Regions from separate parts of the Homo sapiens genome. Here region 2 is linked to region 1. A link is a loop called in an ENCODE intact Hi-C map of the cell type or tissue named here. Cell type or tissue: pancreas. All regions are shown on one strand. Region 1 overlaps SND1 (staphylococcal nuclease and tudor domain containing 1). Region 2 holds the start of SND1-IT1 (SND1 intronic transcript 1).

Evidence for each region. Hi-C counts contacts between places; a loop is a spot of excess contacts. Peaks named below come from ENCODE experiments on the same cell type or tissue, not always from the same donor. Only the 100,000 strongest peaks of a DNase experiment are listed, where the experiment ranks them.
Region 2: a loop joins it to region 1, with 4 times the contacts of the local background. A loop is called at or near these places in 2 of 110 quality-filtered maps.

Annotation. Positions count from the first base shown.
Region 1 is chr7:127,865,620-127,870,619 of GRCh38, forward strand. The region is part of intron 12 of SND1 (staphylococcal nuclease and tudor domain containing 1); the gene reads left to right. Among named protein-coding and RNA genes, the nearest start is that of SND1-IT1, 130 kb to the right of the region's middle. In pancreas, no CTCF peak of the experiment used is centred here; no DNase peak of the experiment used is centred here.
Region 2 is chr7:127,994,951-127,999,950 of GRCh38, forward strand. The region is part of intron 16 of SND1 (staphylococcal nuclease and tudor domain containing 1); the gene reads left to right. It overlaps SND1-IT1 (SND1 intronic transcript 1), which reads left to right and starts at 2,559. Exons shown (of 1, transcript NR_027330.1): 1 at 2,559-5,000. In pancreas, no CTCF peak of the experiment used is centred here; no DNase peak of the experiment used is centred here.

The sequences.
Region 1 (5,000 bases):
TTTGTTTCGTTTTTGAGACAAGGTCTTGCCCTATCACTCAGGCTGGAATGCAGTGACACAATCATGGTTTATGGCAGCCTTGACCTCCTGGATCCTCCTACTTCAGCTTCCCAAGTAGCTGAGACTACAGGCATGCCATCATGCTCAGCTAATTTATTTATCTTTTTTTTTTTTTTAATAGAGACAGGGTCTTGCTATGTTGCCCAGACTGTGGTATTTATTTTATGTGGTATTTTGTTAAATCATAACTTCATCTACCCTTTGTATGCTGATGATTATCAACTTTTTATTTCTCCTTTTTTTTTTTTTTACCACATACCTGCTTTTCATTTCCATTTGTATCATCTTACTCTCATTTCATAGCCAACATGCTTAACTCTAATGCTGATTAAAATGAAGGTTTCAAACTCCAGTGTGCCCAAGAATCACCTGTGTAGTTTATTAAAATACAACCTAAGCAGTGGGCTAGACCCAGCTTTTTTGGTACTCAACAAATTGGAGTCTTCTCCTGTCAGATGATTCTATTCCTTTTCATATCGGCCAGACATACTGAGCTCGAAGAGAAGCCAAGAACCTAGACAACTCATTTTGAAGAGCTGTCCAGGTTGATTGGACAACCATTAAAATGTATCACCACTTGTACAGGGAATATTCCAGATGTGCTTTAAGTAGGCATAGTCATTCATATTTAATGAGTTACTAAGTTGGATTATGAGCTATGGTTCAAGAAGCATATAGCATTTTGGATTGGGAAATCTAAAAGCTAGGGGCTGCCCATCAATAATAGCTTTGATTCCCACCAGGAGCTGAAATAATTAAAGGTGTTTGATGCTGCCTAGGTGTTCCTTGGGGTATTGAGAGAAAGCAATTTCATTAGGAAGGTAGTGATTTAGTTATTTATATGTTAAAGAATTCTGTTATCAGTTCTTTCCTTCTACTCTTGCCATCCCTCCACTCCATGCACTCAACAAGGCAGATCCAAGCATTTCGTACCTGCAGGTTTTCCCCCTCTTCAAATCTTGCTGCATAATACTCCTGGATTAATTTTCCATAAATGCTGTTTTAATGGTGCTATTTCACTACCATGGCTATTTTAGACTTTGACCGCTTTTGTCCACCAAGCCCCCCTACTTAACTATATCTCTTCCTATCACTGTCAGCAGTCTCATCTCTTACTTTATGGAGTAAATATAGGGTTATCAGGAAGATGCCTTTAACTTCTTGTTCTCTCAGCTTCCAGTTTGCCTTCCTTGTTATGCTTGCTTTCTTACCTCCTGCCTTCCCATCTCCGTAGACAGTTTCACCTTCTTCTTTCCAAACTAATTGTTCTGCCTACATGCTCTAGATTCCAGTTCTTTTGTTCTCCTTGGGATTTTGTGCTATTGGCTATTCTCTTTTTAACTAGTGTTATTTTTAATTGTCCTTCAGTCTTCTATCCTATTATATCTGCTTTTCTTCTTCTTGCCTTCTCTTCATAGCCAAGTTAATTAGAATAATTAAAAGACATTTTAATTCTGTCCCGTTTGCTATTCATTCCTTTCCCTTCTAGCTTTGAACCTTCCCCATCATTCACCAATGCTTCCCTGAAGGACACTTCTCAGTCTTTACTTTTACTTGACCTCTCTGGAGTATTTAATACTTATCTTTTAAAATCTTGTTTTCTTCTACCTTTTCAGTATACCACACTTTCGTGGATTTCCTTCTACAACTCTGATAACTTTTTCTCAGTCTGCTTTGAATGCTCCTTAAATATTTGTGCTTCCTAGGCTTCTGTCATTGTCCCTCTTCTTACCACTATTCAGTCTCTGGGTGATCTGATGGTGATGCTGCTGACTTCCCTTTCCCTGTCTCTAGCAGGCTTCCCACCTATATTCAACTGCTGTTCCTTTACTCAAATGATCGCGTCTTTTGATGGTGTCACCATTTACATAGTCTTTTAGTCTAGAGATCATGTTGTCGTCTTTATCTCCTCCTAACTCCCAGTATGTAATTACCTACTGGTATATCAGGTTCATCCTATCCTGGCTCTCCTCACTGCCTGGTTTATGCTGTCAGTGTAGAATAACTCAGCAGTTCTTTTTACTAGCCTCTCTATTTCTAGTCTTACTGCCCTCCAATCCATTTTCTACATTACTGCTTTAATTCTCTTTTTGAAACACACATCTGATTTTTAGAATCATTCCATAACCTTAGGAGTGGAGTATACTGAGCCATGACCTGGCCCCTCCCTACCTCTCCATGTTTATATTTACATTCCCTGGTTCTCATTCACCATTCCTTTAAAAAAAAAAAAATTAAATGCATTACTATTTAACTTAATCTGCTCTCTGCCTGGAACATACATTTCATCTGGTTAGCTCTTACTCATTCTTCAGTGCTTCATTTCTCAGGAAAGTTTTGCTGTAGGTACTCCGTCTAAAATCTGAATTGTGCATCTTGTGTGTGTCTTCCCCCAACACTTGGTGCTTACTTATAATAAGACTCATAGTAGGTCAGGCATGGTGGCTCACGCCTGTAATCCCAGCACTTTGAGAGACCAAGGTGGGTGAATCACTTGAGCCCAAGAGTTCAGGTCCAGCTTGGGCAACATGGTGAAACCCTTTCTCTACTTAAAAAATAGCCAGGTGTAGCAGCATGCGCCTATAGTCCCAGGTACTCAGGAGGCTGAGGTGGGAGGCTCACTTGAGCCAAGGAGGTGGAGGTTGCAGGTAACTGTGATTGCACCACTGCACTCCAGCCTGGGTGACAGAACCAGACACTGCCAACAACAACAAAAAGACTCATAGCACACACAGCACTAGGTGACAAATAACTATTTTATTCCCAGTATGTAATATCTTTTCTGCCTTATAGAGGGTATTTGACTTAACAAATGCTCGTGTCCTTTCCATGGCTCCCCATGGGGTATGTCTTTATTTCTAGGCTTGGCTAAGGTCCGAAACACAGATGATGCCTTCTGTGGCATCATTTAGAGCATTAGCTTTGTCTACCACCCTAGAGGTCCTTCAGGTCAAGTTAGTCCGCTTGGTATGATAGAACAGAAAATATGACTTAAAAGGTAAATGTCTTTCTCAAGTTTCATCTTACTAAAGCCAGACTTGGAATTTAAAATCTCATGTTTCCAAATGTAAGTAAAACTCAACCTCATTTGCATGTAATCTCCAAATTGCACCTGTTTTCTTAGGCCACATGAACATTATATGGTTGTTTTATTTTTTTTAACTTTAGTTTGTGGGTATTTTTTTTCCTCCATCTCTAGTCAACAGCTTATTTACTGAGTTGAGTACATGACGTTGCCAGGCGCCAGTTCTTTGCACTGGGGATAGATCAGTGCATATGATAGAGAGATCTATTTTGTGCGGCACTTTCGTTCCAATGGGGGCAATCAGATAAAGAAGCAGTAAAGATATATAGGTGATGAAAAGTGCTATAGAGAAAACTAAAGCTATGAAAGAGTTGAGGGAGGTATTCCAGGGTTACGAGGGGGAAATTTTTTAGTAGGGAAGCCAGGGAAGAGTCAGGGAGGCCTCAGTGGCAAGGTATCAGGAGCAAGGACCTGAAGGATGGCAAAAAGCAAGTGGCAGAAGGCAAAGGCAACACTAGAGACAGAGGTCTTATGGTCAAGTGTCCTGGATAGCAAAGAAGGCTTTAGGGTTGGAGCAGAGGGAGCAAAGGTGGAGGTGGTGGGAGATGGGGTTAGCGAAGGAGGGAATGGGGACAGCAGACCTGTAGGCTGTACATGGCCTTTGCTTTGAGTGAGACAGGAGCCACTACAGAGTTTGGAGTAGAGGGATGGTGACAAGTTTTGTCTACTTTGACCTTCAGAGATTTATTCTGGTTGAGAACTATTCTGATTATTCTAGGTGAGAATGGAGTTTAGAGTCATTAATGCTTTTCTTGTCTCCTTTCAGTAAGTTAAAATCCCATTGACTTTTTTTTAAAAATAATTGTAGATTCACTGAAGTGGCAAGGGTAGTAGAGAGAGGGCCATCCCATGTACCTTTCACCCAGTTTCCACCAGTGGTTAGATCTCATATAATTATAGTACAATATCAAAACCAGGAAGTTTACATTGATACAGTGTCTTTGTATAGTTCTATGCCATTTTATCAACTGTCGATTCACATACATCACAATGAAGGTAGAAAATTATTCAGTCATCACAAAGGTCTCCCTAGTGCCACCCCTTCTACCCCTTTCCCTTCCCATCATCCCTCTGACAACTGTTTTCCATCTCCATAGTTTTGTCATTTCATGAACATTACATAAATGGAATCATAATATGTGATTCTGTGAGATGGGCTTTTTAAATTTAGCATAATGCCCTTGAGATCCATGTAAGTCACTCCTTATATAGTTTGTTCTGGTTGACTTCTAATCTGTGTGTGAATGTAGGAGACAGGCTGTCATGGTGGAAGGATGCCTGTTTTATGACTTGAGACCTGAGTTCTAGCCCAGGTCCATCACTAAATACTACTTACTATCTCTGGGTCTCAGTTTAGCCACCTATAAAATGAAGAAGAAATTACAGTCAAGATTCTTTCAGTAATAATTTTTTGGTGAGAGGACTGTAGTAGTCACCAACTCCATCTGCCTTTTTAATACTTACTGTGCAGTAATCTCCTATGGTCCTTAGTATATTGTCAAGCTCATTCTGACCACTCAAGAAACAGCTCATAGTGGTTTTATTGACATATTGCTGCTACTTGTCTTTTTCGAGTATAAGCTTGATAATAGGCCCCTATACTACTTAACAAGCTACAGCCATGCATTACTTAACAATTGGGATACCTTCTGAGAAATGTGTCCTTAGGCAATTTGGTCATCGTTGGAACATCATGCAGTGTACTCACAGGAACCCTGATAGTATAGCCTACTACACACAGAGGCTGTATGGTATAGCCTGTTGTTCCTATACTAAAAACTGTACATCATGTTGCTGTACTGAATACTATAGGCAGTTATATAACACAATGGTAAGTATTTGTGTATGTAAACAT
Region 2 (5,000 bases), 130 kb after region 1:
TGACCTTGTGATCTGCCTACCTCAGCCTCCCAAAGTGCTGGGATTACAGGCATGAGCCAACCGCGCCTGGCCTGGCCATGCTAATTCTTTCATGTATTGTCTATAACTGCTTTCATACTATAACAGCCGAGTTGTGTAGTTACGACAGAGGCTATATGGCTTGCAAAGCCTAAACTATTTACGATCTGTTCCTTTACCAAAAAGTTTGCTGACTACTGCTGCATATGGTATGCTGAATTGGGTTTAAATGGCTTGTAATAGCCCTGAAAATTTAAGTTGGCTCTCCTGTCCCCTGCCGTTGAGGCTGGACTGCATGAGATTATTGTATCTGTTGGCTGTAGCTGTGACTATGAGCTGAGTGCCATGTCCCATTGGATAGCATGTACTTGGTGACCCCTGACCCACATACAGCTGACTCTTTAAGGCAGTTCCCTGCCACACAGTCAAGGACAGGAAGATCTGGTGTGATTTCCCAGATGGGGAGTTGTGCCTATTACTAGCATCCCCCAGAAGTAGTGAGAGATAGCATTAGCTAATGGGTAAATAACTGGCTTAAAAGTGTAAACTCCTAGGTTTTCACACTCCAGTTTTTATGTGGTCCTGGATATGTGATTCTTTTCTGCCTTGGCATTCCTGTCTAAAACACTGATCTAGCAATCCCAAGCCACCCTTTCCTTTTTGCGGCCCTTGTTCTGAATAAAACAGTGATTTCATGTCTCTTCTCACTTTCTTCCAGAAGGCAGCTAGCCAGCACATACTCACTGACCAGTTGCTGCCTGCACAGCAGTGTTTTCACTGCTGTGTTGGAGAAACCCGAAGTCTTAAAGGGCCATAAGGTATTATTTAAAGAGATCAGTGTCATAGTTTAACTGTCTTCACAGTTCCAGGCTGTAGGAGGTACAGTTTCTGAGGACAGGGGCAATGTATGTGGGTTTGGTGATCATTTCTAAGGCCTTTTTCGATGACCCCTTTGTCCTTTCTGACACATTAGAATTGCTCTTTGCTGCTGCCTGAAAAATGATGTCCTCATGCTGGACAGCCCCAGCTGAAAACTCAGGCTGCTGCCTTGACCTATTTCCCTTCTCCCTGCTGGCATTAAAAGGGAGGATGCCCCCGGGGAGCTCATTCTGCAGGCTGCAGTGGCCAGGGCAGAGTCCTGGGTTTCCTCTCTCTCCCTTACTCCCTGCTTTAAAAAAAAAAAAAAGGTACAGAAAAACATTATAAGCAACTGTTGCCATTGGGGAAAAAAAAGTATTTACGTTTCAGGGGAATGTGGCCTCAGCCATGAATATTGGTGTGTATTTATGAAGGGGTGTATGTCTGGGAAATAAAACTTAGAATACAAGAAAAAGTGATTTCATTTCTTTCATCGTAGCTCCAAGTGTGCTGTATCGTGTCTGAAATAGATAAACTGCTCTAAGCAGTTTCAAGTTTATCTCAATCTCTGTCCTTCTTGTGCCCTCGGTCCTTTCCCTACATCACCCCACAAGCGCTGTGGTGTATGCTCTCTTAGCCCTTCCCATTCCATCTCTCTGCGCAGGCTCCTTCCCTGTTGAGGAGACCCACAAGAGAGGGAACACTAGCAAAGTTATATCTCTGGATCAAAGGAATGAGGACAGTTCAAGCCACAGGAAATTCCAAGAAAGTAATGGACGCCCAGTGAGGGTGAATCCAGTGCAACCTACTCTCCTGACTCTCCCTGACGGCCATGTCGCTTGGGAACCCTCTCCGAGCCACAAATAATTACCTGCTGGAAAAGCAAGCAGGCTGTCCGGCAATGTTTCATTTATTTTCACAAAGCCCCCTTATTCTAGATTATCTCAGCCACTGCCCAGGAAAAAGGGAACATGTTATGGTCAGCTTTCTAAATAGCTCTCTCATCCCACAAGCTTTTAAAGGCTGTTTGGGGGCTAAGGCCTTTATCACCTCCCCACACATGCTTGACAGTTCATCACCCACCAGTGGTCTTTAATTTCAAGCAGTTTATTCTTAGTTAAGGGCCATATTCTTTGAAGAAGTCTCAGGTAAGAAAAACTCCTGTCTTAATAGCGATCAAACCTTAATTTTATATAGCATTTTCTCATTTTAAAAGTGTTTTCATGCATAATGTTTCATTTTAATCTCACAGCAAACCTATAAGAAAAATATTAACCCTGTCTTACAGTTCAGGACACCAAAATGCACAGTAACTTGCCTCTGTTCACAGAGCTAATGGTAAGACATATACTAAAACTCAAATATCTGCATTCCAAATCAAATGCTTTTTCTCCTCAAATCATGCCAGTTTTGCTTTTAGAAGGCAATAATTCTTTTAGCCATATTTTACCATTTTTCAACCATAGAATATCTGGAACTAGTTAAAGGAATAGTAGAGGACTTCCCTGAAGGTCCCACATTGACTAAGAGTCAGTCTTCTATAGGGCATGGATTCTGATCCTGAATGCTTCCAAGACTGCAGAGGAATTTGAAGAATTTGCTATGCCCATGCCTCCCCTAAATATTTACTCTGCTCTTCCCACAGCTCCTGTGTCTGTTGTCTGATTCCTGCTTCATCTGCTGTTTGATTTTTGTGGGCCTTACTTTTCCCATTTGCTCATGTATGTCTATATTCCTATATCTAATGTTTCTTAAAAGACAAATCTGACTGTGTAGGTGCATTTGTTTAAAAAATATAACTCCCCATTGCCTCTGGGATAAAGTCTTATCTCAGTTTACATATATTCTTGATAACCTCTCCAACTTTATGTCTCACCACCCCCACTCACTTCGTAATTCGTGCCTTATCAGAATGGACCTGTTATACTGGCAGTTCACCATATATACCATTACATTTTGTTTCTCCCATCTCTCAGGTAGACTTACACTTTCGGCCCAGCACATCAGTCATCGCCCTTGCTTGCTTTCCTATTCACTCCTGTTCTGGAAGGTGCACCACCTTTTCTTGGAAGGCTTCCCTTGCTCTCCCAGGCTAGATGAGATGTCCTTCCATCAGTTCCCACAGCACCCTGTGCATGTATCTGTTGTGCACTTACCAATAGTATACAAGGGATCTATGACCCAAGTCTCTCCCCACTAGCTTGTAAGCTCCTCACAGACAGGAACCATGTTTTGTCTTTGTACTCCAGTGCCTAGTATATAAGAGATACTCAATAAATAAATATTTGTCAAATCAACTAATTGATTCCTTGTGACCTAATTCTAGAGAATGGGAAGAAGGCCTGTTATTTTGTTGTCCTTTATGGTTCTTTAGGAAAGCTCTCCAAGCTTGGCATTTGTCAGGGTGGGAGGAAAACTGTTGAAGTATTAAGACTGGACACATGGCTGCTAATTCATCAGCTTATCATTGAAAAAGTCCATAGCCAAAACCTGACTGTGCACTTACTATAGGACCCTGACCTGCCTGGGTCTCCCTGTCTCTCCAGCCAGTATATTTAAAGGTAATGAGATAATGATGAGTGTTTTGAAAAATGTTTAGTGTTCAAATAGAAACCATTCGTGTCCCTTCACTCTCTGAACATAGTCTGCAAATCTCTCCCTCTCTGGTATGTTTCTGTTTTGTGGATTAGACTGCTAAATAAGCGAAGAGTTAATTTTGAAGTTCAGGTCAACAAATTCCTGTTTGGAGACGGGCTGTTCCTGAATACCAGGTTGTTATCTGTCTATTACAGCCCCTTCACTTCTGGGCTCCTGGCCCTTTGCGAAGTACTTCAGAAAGCCTAGAGAGAAGAGAGGGCCCTCAAATCCCATTCCAGCCCCTAAATGAAAGTGGCATCACAAGGAGAAAAGTGGAGGTAGAAATGTACCATGGGGGACGTTGCCCCATTGCCTTTCTTCCCCTGACTACTGGGCTTCCTCTATCAGCTTTTAACGCCTGGAAGTAGCTGAGTCTCCAGTCACTGGTGGCCTTCCCCAAGTGAGCTCAGCAGCATGTGCTAATAGGTGCCAATACTGTGCTGGCTCCAGTGGGATTCCTCTCTGCAAAGCTGCTGGCTTAGCTTGACTGTTTCCCTATTCCTCTCCTTAGAACTTTCATAGCCAGTCAAGCATAGAATTGCATCCATTCTTCTGAAATAGGTACTGTGCCTAATTTTTCATTGGCTTGGCCAAGATTCTGTTACCTGTAATTATGTCATATGGGCTGACTGGTGTAGGTTTGGTAGGCCTCACTGCTCTCCAGAGGCTAGTGTTCCTATCCCAGGATGGCTGTTGGGATTAGGAGTGGAATGAGGAATAGTTTAGGACCACAAGAGATTTGGCCTCCTTGGAACATGTAGGAAGGCCTCAAGGATGTAATTCTAGCCCAGGGAAGAAAATCCTTTTCAGCAGACGCTTCCCTTCCCTTCCCCTAGGGAATGTGTCCCTACTATAGTAAACTCTTCCTTAAGAGAGTTTTATGTTTTCTCTGTCAGATCAATTTGTTTTTCTTAATGTTGTTCCTATCAAAAAAAAAAAAAAGGAAGAAATACAGTCCTCAGACCTGACAGTTTCATTTTTCCCCCCAAGTAGAAGCAATAGAAACCTTAGCAGTTCCAAGACTCCTGGCACTCACTTTTCCTCTCCATCTTTAGGTCTAACCCAGCTCAGCCCAGAGTAAAGACATAAAAGCCTCACATGTGATTTCCTCTTGCATTTTTTCTGCTAGAAGGGTCCACAGTACTTACTTTATGCCTCATCTCAATTGAAGCTGGATGATGAGGATAGTGGGCAGTGATTGCAATTGGGGAATGCATGTACTGGATCACATAAGGTCATGAAAGTCCTTGAAACAGAGCCTTGCCAAGCAGAACCCTTGCCACTCATGGTATTCGATACAGTCTACCCATCTGACATGAAATGATATTCTTAATGAGCCATTCCTATGGAAGATAGCTATTGCCAGGCACATTCAGTCTCCTGGTCTCCCTCTCATAGCTATGTAGGGCCTATGACCTAGAATAAATGGAAAAATGTTATCAGGAGGAAGAGACTGCTGGACTCCCCTGAGAGGTAGGGTTTGTGCT